Linked DNA regions of Mus musculus: region 2 is linked to region 1. A link is a loop called in an ENCODE intact Hi-C map of the cell type or tissue named here. Cell type or tissue: gastrocnemius. All regions are shown on one strand. Each heading gives the region's core, and the rest is flanking DNA. Links, peaks and the distances in the headings are about the cores only. Region 1 has its middle 14 kb from the start of Mir6244. Region 2 has its middle 19 kb from the start of Zc3h12c.

Region 1 (12,744 bases), core at 3,068-11,067:
TTGAAAGATTCTCAATCTCTCTCACAAGAACAAGTCTCTATGGCGACATAGAAACTGTGACAAACCCCCTGGGAAGAGTCTGGGGCAAGGACACAGTGACTTTAGCATGAGCTTTGGAGTAGTGCCCCCATGTGAACATGACTTTGATATTGAAGCTTGGCTATGCCTTCCCCTGTCGATGGAGTCATTTCCCACCTCGTGGATCTTCAGTTCAGTGATGATGGAATATGTGGGACTCAGGATGAAGGCGCCTGGGTGTCCATGCTTGGGGACTGCTGGTTCCTCTCTGGGGCAGCCTCTGGTCCAGAGAATAGACTGTGGAGGGAGGGAGGAGCCCCACTGATGCTTGTCTTCTGTAGTTCTGAGACAGGAGACTGCTACGAATATCACAGATCCCTTCTCCTTTGCCTGGTCACTGCTGTGCCTTAGTCCCGTTAGTCACTTGGCCCCTTTGAAGAAGCCAGGCATGTAGGCCATAGCCTACTGTCCAGCCCTGCCATTTCAAGCTCTCTAAAGCAATGGCACACCCATGTACAGAGGCCACAGACTGGTGAAGGGAAGGAATAGCTGACAGCCATGAGTGGATATTTAAGGCTATTTAAAGTCCCTTACACACCGGGCAATGGTTTGTGGCACTCCTGGTTTTGTTCCTGCATGTCAGTTCCACCCAATCCTAACAACCAAGGATCTTAACAGTCTTGATCAAGATATGTCCCCTGGTGCCCATGTTACTAGAGGTATGAACACAGGCACGTCCACTACAGGGATGCAGGTAGGCTAGCCCCTGGCCCTCAAGAGCTAAGTCGAGATATCAGGACAGTCAGATGCTCATGTTGTGGTTTGGTTATGGTGAGTTTCTGGTGATAAAACCTTAGTCCCCAACAATCTGAAGGTAATGTGACCTTTAAAGGGTAGGACTTCATGCACAGGGCACCATCCTTAGAGGGTTGTTTCAGTTACCCTAGGACCAGAAGACTTAGGAAGTGAGCCTGCACTCCATCCTTCCTCACGCAGCCAAATCCCCTTCTGTCTCTTCACTGGTGGTACGATGGGCACCCCAGCCCTCAGCAGGACCACATAGCCAGGATTTTTGGATGATCAGATTCATACGTCAAACTTCCTCAAGTACCCATATCCTATAGTCTAATACAAGAGACAGACTACTGCCCTCTTAGAGTTTCTATTGCTGTGATGAAACACCAGGAGCAAGTTGTGGAGGAAAAGGGTTTATTTGGCTTACACTTTCACAACATGAACCATCACTGAAGGAAGTCAGGGCAGGAACTCAAACTAGGCAGGAGGCAGGAGCTGATGCAGAGGCCATGGAGGGGTGCTGCTTACTGGCTTGCTCCACATGGCTTTCTCAGCCTACTTAATAGAACCCAGAGCTTAGAGCCCTAGAGTGACAGCACTCACAATGGGGTAGGTCCTCCCACATCAATCACTAATTAAGAAAATGCCCTAAAGACTTAACTACAGCCAGATCTTATGAGGGGGGATTTTCTCAGTTGAGGCTTCTCCCTCTCAGGTGATTATCTTGTGTCAAGTTGACAAAACTAACCAGCACAGGACCTCACCAGATAGTCTCCATGTTCAGTCTCAATGGAAACTCATGACCCTCAGCGCACCCAAGAAGGAGGATATCTGAGGCTATAGGTAGACTATTGAAGGCAACATATGGAGCCTTTGTGTAATACAAATGGGAAGGGTGGTAAGGAAGACATCTCCACTGGGGTGGACCAGACTGCAGGAAGACGAGAAAATGGAGGATTCCTACAGAGGCTTGGCTAGGAAGCCATGCTGGGCTGGGACATTAGAAGGCTTCACTGGCTTGGCATCTAGCAGCCTTGGTGGTTGGTAAAGGCTGGAGAAACACTTGATACGGTTGTCACAAAAGCCAAAGGGGCGAAAGGCATTTGAAGGAATTCTTGTGTTGGTGGAGTGAAGTCAGGCAATGAAGAGTATATGCAGATTAACTCGTTGTATGAACTCAAGTAGGTGAACTCTATGGGGATGAGACCCATTTCAGGGACAGCTCAGGGTCTGGGAAGTGCCTCTGTCAGTGTCCCCTCTCCAGCTGATCCGTCAGATGCATTCCCATGGTGAGGAAGTGTCATGCTGTCCCCTGATCTGTGGATGTTTGACTTATAATTCAGTGAAAAGCTGGATCATACAACTCACTCCTACCCTCGCTAAAAAGCCTGGCTATGCGCTTGTTTATCTGTGCACTGGGCTCTCTCTGTCTATGGCTTTATTGAGAGAAAATGGGATTCTGTCCTTAAATCACCATTTACGGGTAGACGTGCAGCCGGCATCCATTCATCTTGTGTTCTGCCCAGTCTGAAGTGAGTGTAATGCAGAACCACTTGTTTGTCCCCAAGGCCAAAGCCAAGGCCAGAAGAGGATATTGATTTGTAAGAATTACTCATGCTGGCCAAGGAATGTTCACTGGCCCCTGTTTAGCAAATGCCACCCTGCTGACTCAGCCTGGAGAACATTTGGTTCTTGCAATGTCTGAGGAGAACAATAAATACAACTCGTCCCTCCAAACAAGTGCTTCTAGGTCTCGAGTGTGGTTCCTAGGGAAGGAGCCTTGGTCTCACCCAGGAATGTGATAGCAATGGAGATGCTTGAGGCAGGGCTGTGGTCTGTCTGCTCTACCACAAAGTCCGAGAAAGGATTCCAGCAAGTTTCTTAGCAAACCTTCCAGGTGAGTCAGATGTACATTAAATGAGAGACACAGGACAAGAGCAACGAAGCAGGAGATTGCATAGGTGGGGGTGAGAATTACAGTGCACCTGGCAGAAGCTCCTTGCTGGAGAATGCAGATCTAGCTGGGGTAGCTCAACCTCCTGTCTACCACTGAATTCCAAAAAGGCAGACCCCCCCCCTCCAAGTGGGGGAAACTAGACTTTCTGCAGACAGCCAGCTCCCCCAAAAGAAAACATGAGAAACAGTGTTGTCCACAAACTCTGCAGTCAACGCCTGCATCTTCCCGGGAAGGAATGCAGAATGCATCTTGAGCCAGGGCCAGAGTGCTCATCTTATGTACGGGTTCTCTGGGGAGGAGGGAAACCTCCCTAGCCATGTGTTCCTTCAGGGAGCATGTGAGGATGTTGGCACCTGGAAGATGTTGTCTTCTCTCTCTCCCATGGCAACACTGTGGGCTTTGGGGTTCTGAGCCATCAACTTCCAGTCCATCTGTCCAGTGATATGAGAAGAGTCATAAAAGCAGCGTGGGCAGAGGGCCTGCTGTGTTATGCCTCTGTGTAGGGTGCTGGGCTTGGTGAGCACTGAACACAACACTCTTAATCCTCCTGCCTCGGTGGCCTATCTGTGCTGTCCAGTCACCTTCTGTTTAATAGTAAAAGCCGGTGACTTCTTTCCCTTTTCCAAGACATATTACAAACAGAAATTAGGTGTAGAAATGGAGGTATATGGTTCATTCCTTCATTTCAAACACCCTAGTCTACAGCAGAAGAGTAAGGTCCCTGGCTGGAGCAACTGCTTCAAGGTTCAAGCCCCGATCCCCACTAATTTACAGCAGATCACACACTGCAGCTCCAGGCTTCTCACCTGCTGAGGAAATCGTTAAGCCTCCTCAGCCTCTGCTTCCAGGCAGTCTCCCAAAGCACTACCCATCCCCTACCGCAGCATATCGTTTCCAGTGGCTTCTGCCTGTGTCAGTCACTAGCCCCAGCCAGGAAGGATCTGTCCAGAAAAGCAGCATTGGTTGTGGCTGGCAGGCTCTCTCTTGAGCAGAAGACTGGAGTCTCTGGAGGGTCTGCTAAGAAATGGAATTAAGAGTGGCGTTGATACAGCATGGCCGTGGTCAGTAGCTCACAGCCTAATGAGTCCGACGGGCTTCTGGTCCTTATTTATTTATTTATTTATTTATATACACAAAAAGTGGCCTTCCCAGTACTCCCAAACCCTCCCTCACCACAGTATGTTCCAATCTAGTTGTTTGCCAATTTCTGTGTGTGGCCAAGGAGAGGCCTACTGAGAAATTCGATAAGCTATCACCACTACAGCAAAGCACATGATTATCTTTTAAGTTATAAAAAATGCTGATATCAAAGGTCTTTAAGTGCAAGAGAGGACAGTGTGAATAAACACTCCTCGATAGTAGATAAACAGTGCTGTTGATAAAGGGCTGTCTGATCATGTGCCCTCTGTATAGCTCTCATACCCTGAAAACCTCTCTGATCAATGAAAAAAACATCTATTGTGACAGAGCTTGTATGTATTTTTATGAAAACTCTTTAAAGTTTACCTCTGTGCCTGGCAAGTACCTGACACATTCTTTGCAGGCACAACACTTTCCTAAGGTGACAGTTTGCAATGTGACTCAGCTACCTGAACAGTCACCCTAATGTCAGACTGCTGAGTCACATTGCAAACTGTCACCCAATGCTTCAGTCCTCGTACATTCAAACCTCCCTCAGCCAGGCCGGGTGCCACTGCATGAATTACTAATGCCGCCTCACATCCCAGCTCTGCCCTGAGCCCTCCTCACCCTTCTCCAAACCCTGACCTGCGTCATCTTAATAACACTTAGTGCAACTGGAGAAGACAAGAAACTGAGACAAAGCAAGGAGGTCCTAGTGGTCGAGAGGACCTGTTAGCGAGGGTTATAGCCACTGCCTGCCACGGGGTGCAGAGAGAACTGCAAACCCAGGCTCCAGATGACATTAGAATATATTTATTGCTATATGTATATACAATTATACAAACAGCCCAGATGGGAGCCGTATGTCACATCGATTTCTGCAGATTCCACAGGAATACACATGGAAGGGGGTTCACGCCACCAAGTTTGTTCTCTAAGTCGCATACATTTTTTTAAAAAAAGAAAGTTGTAAAGTCTTGAAAATTCTTCCCATATAGTCCATCTTATGAGCTAATTAATCATGCAGAAAAAGGTGTTGGGGGAGGGGCAGCCCAGGGGCTTTCCAGAGGCTTATGCCTGCCAGCATGTTCGAGAAAGTGGTATCTCAAAGCCAAGCTTAGCAGATGTTGACTCAGGACTACAGGGCTGCAGACATCCCAAGTCCCGGTCCATCTCCTGAGGTCTGACTCTAGGAAAGGCAGTGAAGAAGTACAGGAAGGCAGGAGCAGGAAGAGCGAAACCCATAACAAACAGGCGAGGGAAGAAGCATCAGCAAGCGCCCTGGTTGATGAAGATAGCAGAGTGTGTGTGTGTTCAAGACTCAGGGCTGTCTCAGTCCATCTTAGTCTAAAGCCCACCGTGGGTCAGCCACCTGGGACCTGCACAGAAAGAGGACAGGACAGTCAGGGAGAAAGAAGAAACTTCAACTTAAATAGTACCAGGACGGGTTGCCAAGGGCACGGCCTTGAGAGTTCTTGTTTAGCACTCTGGAAATGTTCAGGGGCTGTGCAGGGGGGTGGAACGCAGCTGAGAAGAGGCCAGGGGGCACAGGCTGCTCTCTGACTCAGCTGGGCCTCAGCTGGGCTGGAACTGTTCAGGGCCTCAAAAGAAATCAACCACAGGCTTGGGGACATTCTGGCCCCAGAATCACGTGATGGAAGTGAAGTCACAGTCACAGGCATTTCTGCTATGAAGGAGAGGGTAGGGAGGAGAACCCGAGGAGTGGGCACATCTGCTGACACTAGCTCCGTGCGGCACACACCTCAGGTCACTTCCTACTTCAAGGACCCCACCCAGAGAGACCTTGTGCAGAGAACCTAAGGCCTGAATGTTGAGAACGAGAAGCTGTGTGATCCACACTGACGCACTGAGCCAGCAGCCCCATCAGTCACATGGCTATAATCTGGTCCTGAGACTGTAGGGGGCTCCATCACTCAGCAAAGCAGCCAGCTGGTTTCTGTTTTGTGGCTATGGATGTCACCTGTAAATTCTTGCCAACAGAATCCCACAGGCAGGCTGGATGCCAGTTTTGGAGGGAAGCCCTAAAGATGGAAGAGCCGAGGCTAAAGGGACAACTGAGTCCTGTTCCACTAACAACAGACTGCGGAGGCCGCAGCCCTTCCAACTATATGACATTTCAGCCTGAAAGGCGGCAACTGCCAGCTCCCTCGGTCCCTTCATGAATTCATCTCTGGATAATTCAAAACCTGTCACTTGAGCCTGGTGGCTCTGGTGAGTCACACAGACACCTTTTCTCTTCTTTTGACAACAATAGCTTGGTGACAGCCTCCCTCAAAGGCATCACCTTGAAGGGCACATTCTCAGCAGGTGAAAGTCACTGAGACAGTAGCAGGGCAGCCAGCCTATTCTAATCTGGGGTTTTTACCAATCAAACAAAATAGGGTAAATGAATTTCTGTACTGGAAAAAAAAGTTGCAGAGAATGGTGTCTGTAGCAATCCATGAATGCTAAGGATGTGTTTCCAGCAGAGATTTTTGTTCAAATAGCAGGAATAAGAACAGCCAAATTCTATGAATTAACGGTAGGCCACACCCATTTCTGAATGAGTGAAAGCAGACGCAGATGGGGGTCCTGCAGCCTTCAAGTTAACTTTCCAACTATGACAGTTTCAGTGGCGTCAAGAAGGGTCTGGGATGGCCATCACAGGGAAGAGAGGCCCCTTGGTCTTGCAAACTTTATATGCCCCAGTACAGGGGAATGCCAGGGCCAAGAAGTGGGAACGGGTGGGTATGAGGGGGGGGGAGGGTATGGGGGACTTTTGAGATAGCATTTGAAATGTATATAAAGAAAATATCTAATAAAAATTAATTAATTAATTAAAAAAGGAAGTGTCTGGGAGTCTAGTGTGACTTGCACCTCACTTCATAGAATCTAAAACTCGAGGCTAAAGAAGTCATTTCTAAACGTCCTCCCCTCGTAAGTGGAGGTAATACCCGTTCCTTCACATGACAGAACTGTAAAGGACACGCTGCCATGACGGAGCCTACGCCATGTCTTCAAGCATCGCTGCATGTATGTCCATGTATAACCAGGTGGGGAAATGTTTTGAAAACTCTCCCAGAACATTTGGGAGACCTCAACCCGCACCCTTCAGTCTCTAAGAGGAACTGAAGTGCTGCGGTTTCATTTAGAACTAAGGAATTTTCTAACCATCTGTCATCATGGTGAGCACGTTAAAGTGATTTTTAAATACAGCCAGACTGAGGGAGGCACACAATAACTTTATTAATAAAGCTTATGAACCAGTTCTTTGACCTTCTCACTCAGCACGCATGTACAACACAGCTGGATGACTTTCTTACCCTGGGAAATCGGAAGTGTCCCGTGCGAGGGAGCACTCTTAATACCCCTTTCTCACGAATCCAGAGAGTCTTCCAAAATACAACAAGAGACCATCCTAGCTAAAATAGCACTTACAATAATCACTTGACCATAGTCACGGATAAAAATCTCACTTTCATAAACTCGAGCTGACAGCGGAGTGATTTATCGGAGGATGGTGTCCTTGACTGGTGAAGAGCCTGGCGGACGCGGACTATCAAGAAGGTCAAGATGACGCAGGACGGGACGCTATAGCACGGGCTGGCTCAGCTCCTTCAGCTTGACCGCAACTAAAGGCTCTGGTCAGCAGGTGAGCAGACATCGGTTCTAGGGGTCCCCCCCCTCCAGGATCTGTGCATGTCTCCTGGGAGCATGGGATCATGCCAGCAGCAGCTGCCAGCTTTGCTTACCTCATGAGGAGGGAGGTGCCATCCCGTTACATCTGCTTTATGCTGCTTTGGCAAGAACGCATCTGGAACAGTGCATACAGTTTGGGTCCCCACCTTTTGAAAGAGACATCAAGAGGTTAGGAAATTGGAGTGCAGAGGGGCACATGGGTAAGCGAGGTGGGGCGAGGGCAGCATGCTCAGAGGTTTCAAAGCTAGGGGGTTTGGGGGTGGGGCTTGGCGGGACTCAGCTGCTAACCTGATACCCTTTCTATCTCTTCTTAAAGTTCACCTTTGAAACTCTCCTAGTCGACCGTGGAAGTAAGAACAGCTGAGGCAGGTGCTAGAGGGTTCTCTAAGAACCGCAGCAACCATGCACAGGCTGATTGGTTTTACAACCATCATGGCTCTAAAGCCATACACATCAGAACTTTCAACAGTGGGCATCCTTGCCTTACTGTGTAGTTAAGGGTGACCTTGAACTTCTGTTCTTCAAGATCCACCTCATAGGTGCTGGATCTATGGATGTGTGCCACCACCTGGTTCCATGTGATGCTGGTGATGGAACCCAGGGCTTCCTGCAAGCTAGCCAAACACTCTTAACAAGTGAGCTACATCTCCAGCCCAGATTTTCTATATTATTTTACAATATGTCCCATGATCTAGGAACTGTTCATGGCCTTGAGGGAACAACCAGTCTAATGGATCTAAAAGATTTTTGTGGTGCCTACTTAGAAACACGAGTTGCTGTCTCTGAATGAGCAAGACTTCTCAGTGTACTATCACTGTTTCATAGTAGGCTGGCGTGTGAAGAGAAGCAACAAGATGTCCTCACAGCTGCACTGGCACTGGCTACGGAGCCCAGTGCTGGCCGAAGCGAATTCCTTATTCTCAGATACAGACCAAAAACAAGGCGAGGGTTAACCCAACCAAGAAACTACTGTGCTGGCCACACCTACTCCCCAGCCAGCTCCCCTGCTAGTGCTCTGTGGCATTTTCTGCACTGATGAGCTAAGCAATTAGAAAGAGAAGTCTCTGTCTCCTAAGTGGGTTGTGTACAAAAAGGCACCTGTTGGGGCTATCACCCTATAAACTACAGTGGATGGAGGTTCTGCAGCCAAGTCATTGAACCCATAATGAAAACGGAGCCCTTACAGTAAAATACAGAAGAAACTCCAAATTTGTCAAATCTGGTAATAAAAGGATAGAAATAATGAGAGTTACTAACAGCTTAATAATTGTCTTTATTACTTGAGCTTGTTAAACTGAGCAGGATTAATTAGAAAATGATTAGCAATAGAAACGTGAGGACATCTTAAAGGGACTTCAAGCACTTGGAGGATGTCAGCTGTTAGCTGAGCAGAGCTGGCACTCTCAGTGGTACCAAATGCCCCTTCAAATATGTGGTTGGTTGTACTTTTTCCTTTGGTTGGCAGTCCTACAGTCTCCATCATTAACCAGTGTTGAAGGAGGCTTAGATGGGTGAAGGAGCAAAAGGAGAAGGAAAGCAAAGGGATTAAGGAGTGATTTAATGTGCATGTTAACGTTTAGATAAAGGAGGGCGGGGAGTGAAGAGAAAGGGGTGAGACTTGGAGAAGACAGAGCTAATAAAGGAAGCCTGGAGCAAGAGGGCAGAAATCCCCAAGCTGACCAGCAGGTGGCGCTATTATATCGCACTCCCATTGAAGACCCGCTCCTCTGAAGGGGAGAAGAGGGAGGGACATACTGACCAGACTGGCAGGAGAGTCACAGTGCAGGTGGCTCGGGACTTGTGGAGCACTGGCCAGAGCTAGGACATATATTATAGCGAGTTATTTCAAACACATAAATTTGCATTCACATTAGATATATGTTCATCTAGTTTAGAAGATTAACCAAAAATTCTTGGGACAGTGATCTCAATAGACACACGAATTACAATGAGATGGGTTTGAAATCCTCTTTTGTAGACAAACCTCTTAGCAAAAACATGAATATGCCTATAAAAGGAATTTTCATTAATCTGGTAAAGGGTCAAGTCCCCAACCCTAGAACACAGCGTGTTATAATGCTAGAAACCTTGATCTCAAGGGAAATAGAAACCAACAGCAGTCAGCACTGAATTGGAAAAGCCATCCAATCAGCCATAGAATGGAAATGATGAGTGTTGGGAAGAAAGACTGAAAACTGTCATTATTGCAGAAAATTTAGGATGCCCCAAAGAATTTGCAAATTATTTTTAAAAACAACAGGAATGCAGGGACTGCTCTCAAGGCCAGCGGACACAAACTAGTTTCATTCCTCCACCGTAGCCAGAATACTTTCAGTTACAACCCTTAAAAGACTGTGAGATAAGACTATTAATAATAAACCTAACAAAAAAGACATATGTCACTGTAACAACTTAAGCAACTTTACCTAACCACATGAGGAAAGACGCCAATACATTGAGATGATGTCATTGTTTCTGGGAGCCTTTAAAACTGGACCAATGTAATTTCTTCCCAGACTAATCTATTCAAACATTTCTCCTCAAAACCTTTTTAACCATTCAAACAAAAATAATTCCAAGATCTACACAAGGAGCTGGATCCACTGGGGATTTCTCATCGGGATGAAGAGAAGAAACTTGAGAAGTAAGCTACGTATGTCAGGGATGCAGACCTGTTAAAGCAGGATGGTACTGACCAATGACGCCATATTGATTACTAGAGCATCATAGTGAGATCTGAAGAGGAAACAGCAATGACAACCAGAAGCCTCCTGTGGCAAGCAAAGGACCTGGCACCCCTGCCTGGGTCCATCTCCATCCACACTGCCAGCGACACACCACACACAGCAGCTGCCAGCCATGGCCTCCTCCCCCAAGCCCACCTGCAGCTTCCAGGGATTTTCTCCTGGAGCCCAGCATGCAGGGCTCCTGCATGAGAAGAGGCCCCTCCCTCCCTCCTTAAAGGCTGCCCAGGTCACTCCAGGACACCCTGCACCAGCCAGAGGGGAGGGGAGCTTTCAACCCTACTCTGACTTAGTCCTCTCCAGGACATTGGAAATCACCTCCCCTGAAAGAAACAGCAGAGGAAAACTGCCAGCAGACTGGCCCAGGTGTGCAGTGTAGAAGCAAAGATAAGAAAATACAGGACGATGTGCCTCCCAACCAAGTCTCTGATCCCATAATAATGACACCTAACAAAAATGACCCGGAAGAACTACCATACAAAGAATTCAAAAGAATGACTATTGCTGTGTTCAAGTTACTCAAGACATGAACATACATCAAGAGGGAAGGAGGGAGGAAGGAAGGGGGAGGTGGGGAGGGAAGGAGAAAGAGGGGAGGGGACCTGGAAGTTAATCCAGGATATGAAAATAGGAAACAAGAAGAGAATTACTGAAGAGAGACCAACTTAAATGGTGCTGGAAATAAAAACTTTAATAAGCCAAACAGAAAGCTCAGGGGTAAGTCTCACCAGCGGACTGGAGTCTGCTACAATCGGATCAGGGCAGGGAGATTCGGGAGAAGAATAGGATTACTCAGTAAAGGCCGATGTCTGGCAGTGACCGACCCTCAGAAGGCAGGTTGGTTAGGTCGATGCCAAAGGTCTTCAAAGGGCAGGGCGTGCTCTTTATTACAACCAAGTAAACCTCCACCGAGACCCTAGCAACAGCCCTGACAGCTGAGAAATCCACACCACACACCACCTGTGGTCTCGTTGCCTTTAAGTGCAGGGTCTCCGTTAGCCTAGGCTAGCCAAGAATGTATTATGTAAATTTGTTTTATGTAAAATTAGCCTCAAAATTAAGGAGCTCTTCCAACCTCCAATTCTCAAGTCGGTTAAGAGGTGGGAGCCATCTTCGTAGCTCTGGATTCTAGCGAACCAGCCTGTGGAGTGACTCTATCTAATCTACCTTCCCACCAGTTTTGGTTCTAACAGTGATCTAAGCTTTTCCCCCACTGTTGCTTGCAAATCTAAAGCCTCCCTAACAATGAAAAAATACATGAAATGTTAATATAAATGAAGCCATGCTAAAACCCAGGCTTGCTACTGGCCACACACGTGACAGAAATTAACTAGCTCCTGAAGGCAAGAGTGGAGTTTCCGGCCTTTACGTAAATCATTTGCCAGGTCAGGTGTGGTAGCTCACATCTGCGATCCCAGCACTCGGGAAAGCAAGGCAGAGTGCTCGGAGTTCAAGACCAGCCTAGGCTACACAGTGAGCCCTTGTCTCAAACAAAAGGTCGTTTGCCAATCCTTGCTCTGATTTGATAACCACACCTACAAATCTAAATGGCATCTCTAGTGATTCCCTCTTAATAGTGGAGTTTTTCATTTCAATCCCAAGTAAAAATGCTATAGTTTAACAGAAACATAAAGGTTAAATTAGATCTATGTTTACTTGGAGACACAGAACATCTGTAAAATGGGTTTATTTTTTTCTTTTCAAACATCCGAATAAGGCACAGAGAACTGACTTTTCATAATCACACTCAGTTCTGAGAGTTAATTTAATATTCCTGTTACACACAGCTCCACTGCACAGCTCCAGGGAACTACGGTCCTGCTCAAGTCACTGCTGACCTCAGTCCTCAGGCTGTGCCTCACCCCGACCCCAGGCTTCCTTCCTCCATCCTGACTTCACTCCTCTGGCTTCCTTCCTCCCTGGTCTGTTCCCTCCAATCTCAACCTCAATCTCAACCTCTTGCATTTTCTCCTGCCTGAATGTAGTCCCCATGCCCCACTTCCTGCTGAACCCTGAAACATTTTACTCAACAGCTGGTAGGAATCTACAGGAGCCTGTTTTTTAATCTTCCTCTTCATTCCCAAATTCTCTAGACTTCACTTTAAAAAGAATTTCAAAGAGAAGGACTGTATTTACATCACTCCCATCCCTCTCCCGTGTCCTGCCCACTCTCTCAAATCCATGACCTCTTCTTTAATTACTGCTACACATGTACACATTTATGTACATACACACAATTTGCTGAGTACATTTAGTGTGGCTTCTATGTGTGGGTCTCAGCCAACCATTTGGCAGAATAACCTATCAGAGGGCTTGTCCTTGGAAGAGAATGATTCTCCTGCTCCCAACAGCCATTCGTTGCTAATAGCTCTTCTCCTAAATTAAGGCAACCCTCGGGTGAATATGTTT
Region 2 (12,744 bases), core at 1,457-9,456, 69 kb before region 1:
TTGGGAGAAAGACAGAGCAGTGGGACTTACATTGTAATACAGAAAGACACTAGCATAGGCAAATAGAATTCTAGGTGATGAGCATTATGAAAAACCACACCGTGTTCAGTCTGCTTGTACCGCTATCTGACCTGCCATGCGGCTTATCTAGAAGCACTCCTTCCAGTCTCTGTCTATGAGAGCACCCCCCAAATGTTTCCCTTAATTAAAGTAGTTCCTTTCTAAAAAAAAAAAAAAAAAAAAAAACCTCATAGACTCTGAGGTTAGAGTTTTAGCAACTAAGTTGTAAGCACTGTGACTAATCCATTAATTCTGTCTGGGAATCTTTAAGCAATCTTGGGATCTCCCCTTCCACATGATCATGGAAATGGAAATCTTTCCCTTGCTGGGAAGCCCCAGACTCCACACGTGCAACTCACAGGGCTTCCTTCACTTCCTCATCCTTGTCACTGAGAACAGTGTCTTTCTTTTTGATTAATATCTATTAATTGTACCGACTAAGTGGATTCATTATGGTATGTTCATACAGGCATAGAATGTGCTTTGATCTTACCAATTTCCTCTCTTGTTAAGGCCTTGCTTGTTCCCACCAGTCTTCTTCTTCCCCCCAAATAGTTCTCCTTCTTGAATCTCTGTCTCCCCCTCCCTACCTCCCCCTCTCCCTCTTCCCCTCCTCCCCCATCTCAGCATACCAGAGAAAAATGTGATGTTTGTCTTTCTAAGTCTGGCTTGTTTTGCTTAACATAATGATCTCATGTTCAACTGATTCTCTACAAATAACACGATTTTGGTCTTCACTGTGAGTGAATTAATACTCCATTGTGTATACAGCATTTTTTTATCCATATCACCTATTGATTGGCACCTACGCTAATTCTGCAGGTACATCAGTATTTCTATAGTGTGCTGATTTCATTTCTTTGGGTGGTGAAATAGCTTTGTCATTTAGTAGTTCTATTTTTAGCTTTTTGAGGAACCTTGATTTCCATTGTGGCTATTCTAATTTGCATTCCCACCAACCATGTGTAAAGTTGGAATTATTTCTATTACTTTAAAAATACCTGACTATTTATGGAATTCAGTAGAAATGTACCAACCAAAAGATACATTATCGATAAAAATTGCCTTTTAAATAGTGTTTTTGAATGGTGAATTTTTTTTTGTTTTTTGTTTTTTGTTTTTTGTTTTTTGTTTTTGTTTGTTTGTTTGTTTTTTCGAGACAGGGTTTCTCTGTATAGTCCTGGCTGTCCTGGAACTCACTTTGTAGACCAGGCTGGCCTTGAACTCAGAAATCCGCCTGCCTCTGCCTCCCCAAATAGTTCTCCTTCTTCTTGAATCTCTGTCTCTCCCTCCCTACCTCCCCTTCTCCCTCTTCCCCTCCTCTCCCATCTCAAACTTGTTTCAGCATACAAGAGAAAAATGTGATGTTTGCCTTTCTAAGTCTGGCTTGTTTTGCTTAACATAATGAGTGCTGGGATTAAAGGTGTGCGCCACCACGCCCAGCTATTGAATGGTGAATTTATACATACAACTTAAAGTTCAAAAACTAAGTACACAGAACAACAAAATCTCTCGTCTACCCTTTCCTTCCAGTTCTTTAGACCTTCTGCCCATACTAACCAGTGTCTCCAGTCTGTTGTGTGTTCATCAGAGCTATCATATGCTTATGTAACCATAGATTTTTTCCCCCCACACAAAAGCTAAGCACTCTCTACCTTCCCTTTTCAGTAAGCAATGTATTTTGAGGTTTATTTTGTAGACATAAAGCAACTCTATTCTTTAACAGCTGCATATAGAATCAATGAATGAGAAGAGTATGTCAATATAAATAGCCTTCCATCAGCATGTATTTAAGCCATCTCTATTTAATTTTTGTTTATTTGTTTTGTTTTTATATTTTCAAATAATACCAGTTAATGATCTTTCAATATGACCCCTTGAGGCTAACTGTTTTCAGCTAGCTTGATTTTGCATATTTACAATTCTAAGTGCTGGTTTCCTTCTCAGAGAGCAGGTGACTGCAGAGGTGCGAAAGACATTTCCATTCCCCTGAAATCCCCACCTGGAGAGAAAAACCTCTCAAAGTTCTGAGCAGTGTACACTGCAGTGGGACTGTAATCCTGTTCTCCGGGAGAGAACAGAGATACTTCCATTGCTCTCAGATCCCCTGTGTTTGCCAGACATGGTAAAAACGGTGCTGCCATTCCAGGCTCAGAAAGCTAGCACATGGCTATGGCTCTGGCTATGGCGTACAGAAAACTTTGCTCCTGTGGATCCTTGGTGGTTTTCCTTGATGGCTTCCCTCAAATGCTGGAGAAACGAGTCAAACAGCTGCTATGGAATCTTGTGGTCACCCATCAGAAAAATGAAGTCCCGGGATTGGTCAGCAGCACGTTATCTCATGTCTTCTAGTTTCCTTCCCTAAGAATGCAGCATTAACAGGCAGCTGTAGCCACACCCCCCGAGACTCACTGGCCAAGAACATACTGTATACCCCTGTGTGTCTTACACAGGACATGTACTTAGTACATAGTTTTCGTGGAGTAATGAGGGTGAATGAAGCTAGGTTTTATTTATAGGTTGTTGGAATTGCAGAATTTCCGAAAGGATATAGAAGCTGCGAACGAAGCCCATCACGTCAGCTAGAGGAAAGGATTGTTTCCTTCCTCAAGAGCTGAAGAGGAAGGCACACTGGAGGAACTACTGATCTCCGTTCAGCTAAGGTAAGAATTTTGACAGGAATGGTAGAGGCATGACGCGAGAGGCAACTCTTGCAACTCCAAGTGTAGTTTCAGGTCCATAAATGATCCATAAGGAAAGTCCCACGGACACTACTAGGAGACCTCTGAGTACAAGTAGTTGCCAGAGTACGTGACAGTTTTTACCCTGAAACTGTTTGAAGCCTCTGGCCTTGTTATGTAAGGTAGAGGGACCAATGGAAATTCTTGATGAAGGCAAGCCACAGTGGGGTGGGACAGGCATCCAAAATTGTATCTTTTATGACTCAAGCTCCAATCTAGGAGTGTGCTAGTCTATCTGAAAGCATACTTTAGGAAGGAGAGTGTCTCTCACAACCATCCTTCCTATCCGTTCTTTCTGAAGAGATCTTCTATTTCAATTCCATCCTGCAATTCCAGGTCCAGACTTGAACTCATAACTAAAATATAGATTCACTCCCCAAAACTGATAGCAAGAAGGGGCCCGACTTGCCGGATGCCCAGGGAAAGTTTACTGCTAGACAAGTAGGGTTTGACCTCCTACCTCACCGAAAGGACAGGTTCAGATTAAATTATGTTTCATTGCAATATTAGAACTTCCTCTATACCTGTGAAAATCTTCCTGTATATGCCTCTCTCCTTACCAGGAAGTACAGCTTGGGGTAAGAGGATGATGTAAATGGGGTCTCAGACAGCCTATTTAACTTAGAGCCATAGAAGCATTTTATTTTTATTAGAAATTTTCTTTCAACACTGTTTTACAAGCAAATGAACAGCCTTACCTGGTTGCTGTATAATGGAGACCATGTTAAGTTTCCATCTTTTTCTTTCATTAGCAGATAAATCTATATACTAAACTATCTCCCACAGATAACACTGTGACACTCTGCACATTTAAAACAGAATAATTCTGGATTTTAGAAGTCGTTCCGTCCCTCCCACCCTTTGCCTTTCCTTCAGGTTTCACACTACACTCACGTGACGGCACACTCCCACTCTCCCACTCTTACCCCACCCCACTGAGTGTATACCCAGATATCCAGGAGGCCTCTGAGGTTTACACTTAACAATTAACGAGTCTCTTCCTCTCCTCTCTTACCTTGCCATTCATATCACTAGTTCAGGTTTGTTCTACCATGTGAGCCTCAGCATTTGCTTCGCATTCCCTTCTGACCATCCAGTGAGTGTAGTCTTGTCTACCTACAATATGAGGTTTTCTAGATGACCTTCTAAAACCTGTCACAGATTCTCCACTGGTTAGTGGGCTACCCAGAGCCAAATAGCCATCTTTACCTCTCTCCTTTCTCTCTTCCATGCCTCCCTCTTCCCCCTTTCTGTTTTCACACAATCTATGATTCTGCTCTTCTTTTCCTCTCTAGCCTTTTTCTTTGAATCTCTGTTCCCCAGATCGCCCTGGCTGTTCATCAATGCTGTCCTTGGACACGATCTTGGTTATCTACAACTCATCAGAATACTATTCACCCGTCACAATCTGCCTCAGATTTCCCTTTGCAAACCCTTTGCTCAGGGTTTTCTTTGGGTGTTCTTATCTCCCCAGCTAAACAGCAATGTGAATATTGGGCGATTATTACATCATATTCTTAAACAGCTCCTAATTCTCGAGTCAAACTGCCTAAAGTGTAGATCCTGCGCTCTTGGTTGTCTGCTCTTGGTTATCTGCTGCCTGTAGTTCTGGTGTTGGTTCTCTCTGCAAAGGGAGGGGGGGTTATGGCAGGTTCTCCTCTACACGGGTTTTGGGGGCATTAAACAAGAAAACTCATGAAAAGAATAGTATTTGGAATTTTATAATCATCCAATAACTAGTAGCTTTTACAGCTGATATTCATCTTATCTCCAAAGTACATAACACAGTGCCCCTGATCTTCAGCTATGCTTAATCCACATTCATTGGGATTTGGCTGAGTCAACTGCAGAATAAGAAGGCTGTCCCGGCACTGCATTAAGAATGGAGAAACCTCCTGGTGTCACTAAAGTCATGTCAGAAGGCTGCTACTTACTGTTGTCTGCCAGCCAAATTCTTTCTAAGTCCCTGCCACTCTCTTAGTCCTGCTCCAGAGATCTGTAGGTTTGGCGGAGTGTACAGGGGCAGCTTTCCCAGAGTATTCTATTCTATCCTTCTTGCCAAAAAAAATCTGACCTGCTGCAGAGAGCAGATTGCTAGTCTTCCTGGGGTCTCCAAAGTGATACTAAAACTGTGGCCCACAGACGCCAACCTCCTGTCTGCAATCTTTATTGAACAGGCCCCCAAATTAGTCTGCCAAAAGTAGAGAATAGGCTAAGTAAGACACTCTGCTTTCTTAGGCTCAGAGTGTCCATGGGCATCATGTGAAGGATGCGTTCAGCTGGGACCTCCTCAATACTTAAAGTGCAAAACAGATGTAACGGGGATAGATGTGCTGCTCCACGGAGCTATGAAGGCGGGTTTCGGTTTTGTAAAACGAAAGAAACCTTAAACTATACAGTTTGAGCTTCAATAAGCATCATGAATACTAGAACATTGAGTAGCCAGGGATCCAGGCTTAAATGATCTACGTCCTATTGAAAACAATTCAGAAAAGCAAGAAACAATTCTAATAAAGGTGAAACGTGTAGCCAAAGGCGTCTTAGGCCAGCCCTGAGACAAACACATAGGGATCTTTCCTCTAACCTAAGTTGTATAAACTTTGAGAACTTCGCTAGTCTGACGATAAACTGGATCCTAATAGTTTGCTCACCTGGCTATGGTGACGATTTCATGAGATAAGTAAACTACTGATGATGGATGGCATAGTGTTCCTCCTGTTTCAGAATTAGATGCAGCCTGCAAGGGCAAGAAGTAAGGCTTTGATTTAACATTTCCATAAGCAGGTGAGTAAGAGGTGGGAGCGTTTCTGAGAAGTTGACCTAGATTGCTCTAGGTGTTGTTCACTTCTCTGAAACGGGAACGCTCAGCGCTCAGGGCTATTCACAGGTGTTCACCTCTGTGCACAGGGCTGCCTGCACCCAACCTAAAGTGATCTGTGTTCATCTCGGGTTTAACCTCAATTCCGACGTTGATTGCCATTTCCAGCAAAGCCGGTTTCCTAGCTGAAGGAAGCCCTTCCCAAAGGGTGAATCCCCTACAGCTTCATTTGTTTAAATTCCTTTAGTGGTCTTTATTACGCAGGGTGTGGTGTTTTGTTTGCCCCCACCCCCCATTTCAAGGTATTAATGATAAGTCAACAAACAAGTAACATGCCCCTAGAAAGCAACACTTGGATTTCTTTGGCTGCCCCGGGCATGATCTGGGCTGGTGCAAGGTGGAGATGTTGTGGCCAGCACAAGAGGCGCCGTCAGGGTCAAGGGTGGGACCAGAGTTCTTGCTGGGGAGAGGACTAGGGACCCTACCTAGGGTTGGGCCGGGAGGGGAATGCACGGGCAGGGAGGAGGCTCGGGTAGAGCCCGACAGGTCCCAGCAGCTCCCCTCACCCCTCCCCAAGCCTCCCGGGTTTCCCCCCCTGGCTTAGGGTTTCCTGTTTCAGTTCTCGGCGTTCTCCAGCAGCAGGTGCTGGTTTGCCAAGCTCCGCTCCAGTGGCAGCGAAGGAAGTCAAGAGAGCGGAGGGGAGGAACGCGGTACGCAGTGGCTGCAGCGGCTTGGGGCGGGCGGGCGGGTAAGCGGGCGAGCAAGGCAGAGAGCGAGGAGCGCGGCGGCGGGCGGCGGAGCCCCGGGGCGCCTGAGAGCCGCGGCCCTGGCGTGCAGTCCGCCGGGCGTGCGGGCGAGGCGGCGGCATGGGGGAGCGTCCCGCTCGGCCCGAGCCCTAGCGGCGGCCGCGGCGGCCCGGCGCTAAGGCGAGAGGCGGCCGCCTGGCGGAGGGGGCCCGGGGCCGGCCCGGCTTCCAGAGCATGCCGTGATGGCTGCGGAGAAGACATTGCAGGTGGGTGGCACGGAGGCCCGCGGGGTGTGAGGAGGGTCGGGATGGCCGCGCTAGTCTTTCCTCGCCGCCCTCAGTGCGGTGTGCTCCCGAGCGAGAGGCGCGGGAGGCCCGCGGGGCAGGGGAGGCCGCGCCCGAGAGCGGAGCTCAGGATCCGCCGGAGCCGGAGCCAGAGCGGCCACGCTCAGGGAACTCCAGGCCCAGGCGGCTCCGACCCCCGAGGTCGAGTGGCGCAGCGCCCGCCGCCCCGAACACTGAGCGGGAAAGCCGAGCGCATCCTGCCCGCGGGCGGCGCCAGCCCCCGTGGGGAATTCGACGAGGGGAGGCCGGGCCCGGAGGCCTAGAACGCCGGTCCAGTAGCTCCAGCCCGCCCGAGGGCCAGGGCCAGCGAACATGGAGGCGGGCCCGGGCGCCGCCGAGGGAAACGGACCCACGGCTGTGATCCTGCCGCTCGGACCCTCGCGCGCTCGTGGGGTGAGGCATCACCCGGCATCTCTATCCAGCCCCAGCCATTCGCTTTCATTAGCCATCTCTCCGCCCGTCCTCTGGCGAGTCCTAGGGAAACCAACCTTTCACCCTTCGCCTGATCCCCGTCCTCACCCTCCTGCCCAAAGCCCGCGCCCATTTCAGCTGGGCTCATTTTTAACTCCCTGTGAGCTACAAGGTGTTACTTAACTTGGAGAAATGAATCCCGCTTTTCCTCCCTACACTGTTTTATCATCCTTTATTGTCCCTGAAAATCCTTACAAACAGCGGTTGCTTCCAAGCACTGATTACTCCGGGTCTCCTGCTGCTTTGGGTATCCGTTAACACTGGGGGTTTGTGTTCTCAGTTTTGTGATAAAGAGATGAAGCCGTAATCCACATTTAGGGAAAGTTCTCCTATTGGTTGCAGGACTGTCTTGGAGTATCTCCAGCTCCATCAGACGCTTATTGATTCAGATTTTTTTTTTTAACCGCCTTAGAATAGATGAAGAGATAATTGGGCCTAAGCGTTGTATATTTAGAAATCTGAGAAAGTTGTACAGTTCTTCACTCATTGCCTTATTGAGATTTTCGTCTCTACTTCAAATATAAACAGAAACCAGGAGACAGACGTACCTCACTTTTTTTTTTTTTTTTTTGACTTTCCAAGACCCATTTAAAAAGACTACAGCTAGAAGCAGTGGGACACATGCCTGTGATCCCAGCCCTGGGCTAGTGCAACGGGATCCTAAGTGTGAGGCCAGCCAGGGCTGGAGAAGAGGATGTATCAAACAAAGTCATGGGTACAAGGGCATAACCTAAGTTTATGTAGTCTCTCACATGTATAAGCAATTGATTTTACTTACAGTTTCTTAAATCTTGGTAGTCTCTGACTTCTGAATAGATGGCCCAAGCCCAAGCCCAAGCCCATGCATTTTTCAGACATTTCCTTCTGTTCTTGCACATCAGCAATGTAAATCTATTCACTTGATGGCACCATAAAGATGTCAAAAATAACCTGTTTGATTGAATCTGAATTTATGACTTGAAATATTTGAATATTTTTCTTGAAGAGTTGCTTTTACTTTCATAGTAAGTTGCAATTCTTCTAGTATATGACCATTAAGAAGAGTAAACATGCCTTTATCCCAACATTTGGGAGGCAGAAGCAGGCAGATCTCTTGAATTCCAGGCCAGCTTGGTGTCTATTGCAAGTTCTAGGTTAGTCAGGGCTATAATGGTTGCACCCTTGTCTCCAAAACAAAAGAGGAAACATTATAAACAAATGAGCATTTTCTTTTCTCTTTGCTATGTGGGCTTGAATTGGGGACCTACTGCAGCCAGGGTTCTGAGCACTGACTTGGATCCCATAATCAGGTGATTAACAACAAAGAGATCAATATTTTTTTTAACTTCTATTTAACCATGAAAGTCTAATGGAACTATTTTGGTGCAATGGAAAATAGAAACTTGGAATGTTTGCGTGCTGGGGGTGGTGGTGGGGGGCTTTTATTACTCACTTCCTTTTACCACCTTTTAAAATGATCACAACAAAAATATCCTGTTTTATATTTGGGGCCTCTCTGGAGACATCTTAATCAGTTACAACTGCCAAATTGGACCCCAAGTGGTTAATATAAAATTATCTTTAAAACGTTTTTTTCTAGTCCAAAATTGAATTACCTTGTTACTCTAGACGAGTTCCATGGTTCTTGCATTTAACTACTGCCGATATCTAAAAGTGTTGCTGTCAGTATATGCTTGGTGATTTGCTTTCTACGTGTAGAAGAGTTGTAATTCTTTTGCATTTTGATTTGAAGTTTTTAAAGAAAAAAAGATGTTGGCTGAATTGTTTTAGAAATATTTTTAATGTTAGAATGTACAATTATAAACTGATCTGCCAGTTGTTGCTCATTTAAAGTTGGTATACTCCTGTTTCATTGGTAAATAATAATTTAGGTATAGCGTAAGAGCCCTAACCTCTGGAGGACTTCTTACTAACAGATAGACCATAATGCTGAATGGAAATCTCTTAAGCACTGTAAGCGAAGAAGTAAAAACTTCAGATTTCATCTAAGGCTTCAAAATTAGGTTCAAGTAGATAGCACAGAGGGAGAGCCATGTCCTAGGACTCTTGGCTGGAAACCAGAGTGGGTGGGCCAGTGTCTGTGGCATGTGGCAGTCATGTGGTATTGTTTGTATTAGGAAGAAAAGTAACAAATGAGTGAATAATTAACATTTCTTGAAGGAAGATTCCAGGTTTAGTTTTTAACCATTGAGAGCCTGGAATTTGACCTGCACTGTACCGAATATTCCTAATATCAATATCATAATGCTTTTACTGAATATCTCAGTAAAAAATTTGTTTTGTGTCTGTGGTTTAAGAATGTATCTCTAAACATAGTGATAGAAAAGAATACATGTTTTTACCACAAGTTGAATTGATATGTAAACCCATTAAGCAAAGAATAAGAAAGCGGCTGGCCAGTGGTGGCGCACGCCTTTAATCCCAGCACCGAGGAGGCAGAGGCAGATGCATTTCTGAGTTCGAGGCCAGCCTGGTCTATAGAGCAAGTTCCAGAACAGCCAGGGCTGCGCCCAGAAATCTTGTCTCAAAAAACAAACAACAAACAAACAAACAAACAAGTAAGAAGGTTGATTTCATCGTGCTTTAATTAAAAATTAACTTTAAAAATCTTTGACAGTTGGGCTGGTAAGGTTGCTGCCAAGCCTGAAGACCTGGATTTGATTGATGGGACCAACAAAGTGGAAGGAGAGAATCCGCTCTCGCAGGTTGTCCTGTGACCTCCCGTGAGCACTGTAGTGTGCACATATAAATTGATGGTCCAGGTGACTGAGACTTACATAGTTCTGCAGAGTGGCGTTTGTGCGAGGTGTGGTAAATGCCAGGAGCTTTTATGTTGACTCACGTCAGTGACAGGGTTTAGCTACTCCTTAGTGACACTGTCACTCACTTTCTCTAATTTACAGATGACATCAGCTCTGCATTGTGAAACTAGACGGTAGCAAGGCAACCTTGTACCTAAAAAGTCAGTGGCTGGGTGGGTCTGTCCAACACAAGTCAGGACCCTAAGGATGGAGCCCAGCACAGCACTGTAGGCTTGCTTCAAACATAAAGGGTTTTGTTCATTGGTTTTGGTAATTCCACTTTGTCGTTTTCAAGCTCTGCAAGTAATGTTATGTGTTACTGTGTCAGAAGTTTGGGCACATCTGGTTAAGATACATAGGTTGAAGAATGAAGGTATGTGTTGTATGGGAAGGTCATATGCGGCCTCTGACATCAGCCTGCCCTAGCCCTGTCAGTTCTGGTCTCAACCTTAGTAAGAAGCTTAACTTCATTTCTGTTGCTACCCATCAAACCATCAAACACTATCTACTTTGTAGCCTTGCTTTTACTGGGACAAAATAATAAATGAGGGCTGATAAGACTGCTCAGTATGCAAAGGTGCTTGCTTCCAAGCCTGATGTCTAAAATCAAGAACCTACAGAGTGGAGGGAGAAAACTAGCTATCACAGGTGACCTCTGACATTCACAAGCACTACACACACACACACACACACACACACACACACACACGATACAAAGCATTAAGACACACTTAACAGCATCATTGGTTCGATTGAACAGGAGGTTTTCTTTTGCTTTCTGTTTAATCCCTGACTTTTAGTTGTATTTCCGAGGATTTGAAGTTGTCAGATGTAAAACTTTTATAAAATCAAGCTTTTATTGTTACAAATTTGCAAGCTTATATTTTTAGATTTTTAAAAAATCCTTTAAATCTATTACTTTATGTCTTTTAGGATGAAGCTAAAATTAGTTTTTATTCTTAGTCATCTGTACTCATTTCCTATTCAAAATTATGTGGGCTTCATTTTTATCCTCTTCTGAGATTTACTCTGTTTCAGATCTTGGCTTTTACTTCATAATTTATCTTAATTGTTTCATACACTTACATTGAATGGTTTGCTCATATAATTGAAGCCATCTCACTGTAACTTACACTTTTTAAATATTTGTGTCATTTTCTTTGGCCTGATTGAGTTGATCTTAGGCATTACTTTCTGGGAGTTTAGTTATAATTTTAAGATGACTACTACAGCTATAAACAACTTGAAATGTACAATAAATGGTCTTTATAGATGAAATATTCCTGGTTTTGCTAAGACAAAACAAGTACCTGGAGTAGCACAGAAGTCGTGAGTTTAGTCTGTCCAAGACCACAGGAAGGACTCACTCAATAAACGGGGATATTTTCTTAACGCTATCAATTATTTTTTACTACTTCAACCTATCTTTTAAAATTAAGACTACAGTGTGATATTTTGGCACATTTTAATCACATTTGTAAAACATAGAAAAGGTGTAAAATAATAATGAAAACATCTATAATTCTCACCTAAAGATAACTTAAAATGTTAGACTCCTTATTTTTACTTTAAAATTCCTTTAATCATTATAAGCACATCCTTCAAAACCATGTATGAACATTACAGTTTCTGCTCTTCATATTCCTTTAAGGGCTTCTTTTTACTGCCTGGATGACATTGAAAATAATCAAATATTACAATTCTATTTTTAAAAAATGACTCAAGGTTAGAAATGAGAAAGAAACATTAAAACTGATATCACAAACATAAAAAGAGATTACTTGGGCTTATTATGAAAAACTACATGCTACCAACTAGGAAAGCCAAAAAGAAATGGATACATTTCTGGACACATAGATTTCGATAGAATTTTTCCCCTATAATAAACAATTGAGGGACAAATGTCTCTGTATAGGGCTCTGTGCCTACAGTGCCTTCATTGTGAATTTCATTTTTTATCTTTGTCATTCTACAACCATGTGCATGTATGTGAGTTTATGCACACAAGTGTACAGGTGTCTCCAGAGAGCAGAAGAAACGTCAGATGCCCTAGAGCTGGAGTCAGAGGCACCTGACTGGTGTAAGTCACCTGAACTGAGTGCTGGAAACTGATCTCAGGTCCTTTAACTGCTGAAGCATCTCTCCAGCCCATATTTTAAACACACTGTCTGGCACGTGATTACAGCAGCTGACCTCTAGAGAAGGTATACTCGTTAGCATTCCTGTCAGCAGCACATGACTGTCCATTCCCGCGCACCTATCAGTGTCTGTGCACACAGTCTGGTTGATTTGCCAGTGTGAGTGGATATAGTGCTCGGGAGCTGATTTTATAGCCAGGAAACCACACTGAGCTCCCGATGTGCTGCCACGTGGCATCTGTGTGATCTGGGCCACATTTCAGTTTTGTTTCCTTAAGTCTCAGTTTTCTCATCTATCTATAAAATGGTGATAGTAACAGACAGCAGTTAGGATATAACCGTGTAGCATGACTGTTGGGAAGGACTGCCCTTAGCTGTTATAGTTATTAGGAACAGCTTCTCATTATCCATACTATGGTGATATGGGCACCCCATGATTTGAAACCAGAAATGCTCCAAAATGCAACTTTTGAGTGTTAACATAATACCCCAAGTAAGAAATTGCATGCCATGAAAACATACTTGATGAATCACTTGATGGGGTGATTAGAATGTTATGTAATTAATTATATGTTCAATAACCCCTTACTCAACTTGTTACATTTGTTATCTCCCTTTTTTTTAA

The links. A loop is a pair of places that touch in the nucleus more often than their neighbours do. Peaks named below come from ENCODE experiments on the same cell type or tissue, not always from the same donor. Only the 100,000 strongest peaks of a DNase experiment are listed, where the experiment ranks them.
Region 2: it touches region 1 in a loop (2.1-fold over the local background); 2 of 42 quality-filtered maps call a loop at or near these places.

What each region holds. Positions count from the first base shown.
Region 1 is chr9:52,095,364-52,108,107 of GRCm38, reverse strand. No RefSeq gene overlaps it. Among named protein-coding and RNA genes, the nearest start is that of Mir6244, 14 kb to the left of the region's middle. In gastrocnemius, for the core only: a CTCF peak has its summit at 9,285 (motif pointing right); DNase peaks (open chromatin) are centred at 5,895, 7,559, 9,283, 10,489 and 3 more places; H3K27ac peaks cover 415 bases.
Region 2 is chr9:52,162,389-52,175,132 of GRCm38, reverse strand. It overlaps a transcript of Zc3h12c not described here. Among named protein-coding and RNA genes, the nearest start is that of Zc3h12c, 19 kb to the right of the region's middle. In gastrocnemius, for the core only: CTCF peaks have their summits at 4,697 and 6,271; DNase peaks (open chromatin) are centred at 6,272, 6,616, 6,840, 9,239 and 1 more place; H3K4me3 peaks cover 3,176 bases; H3K27ac peaks cover 2,478 bases.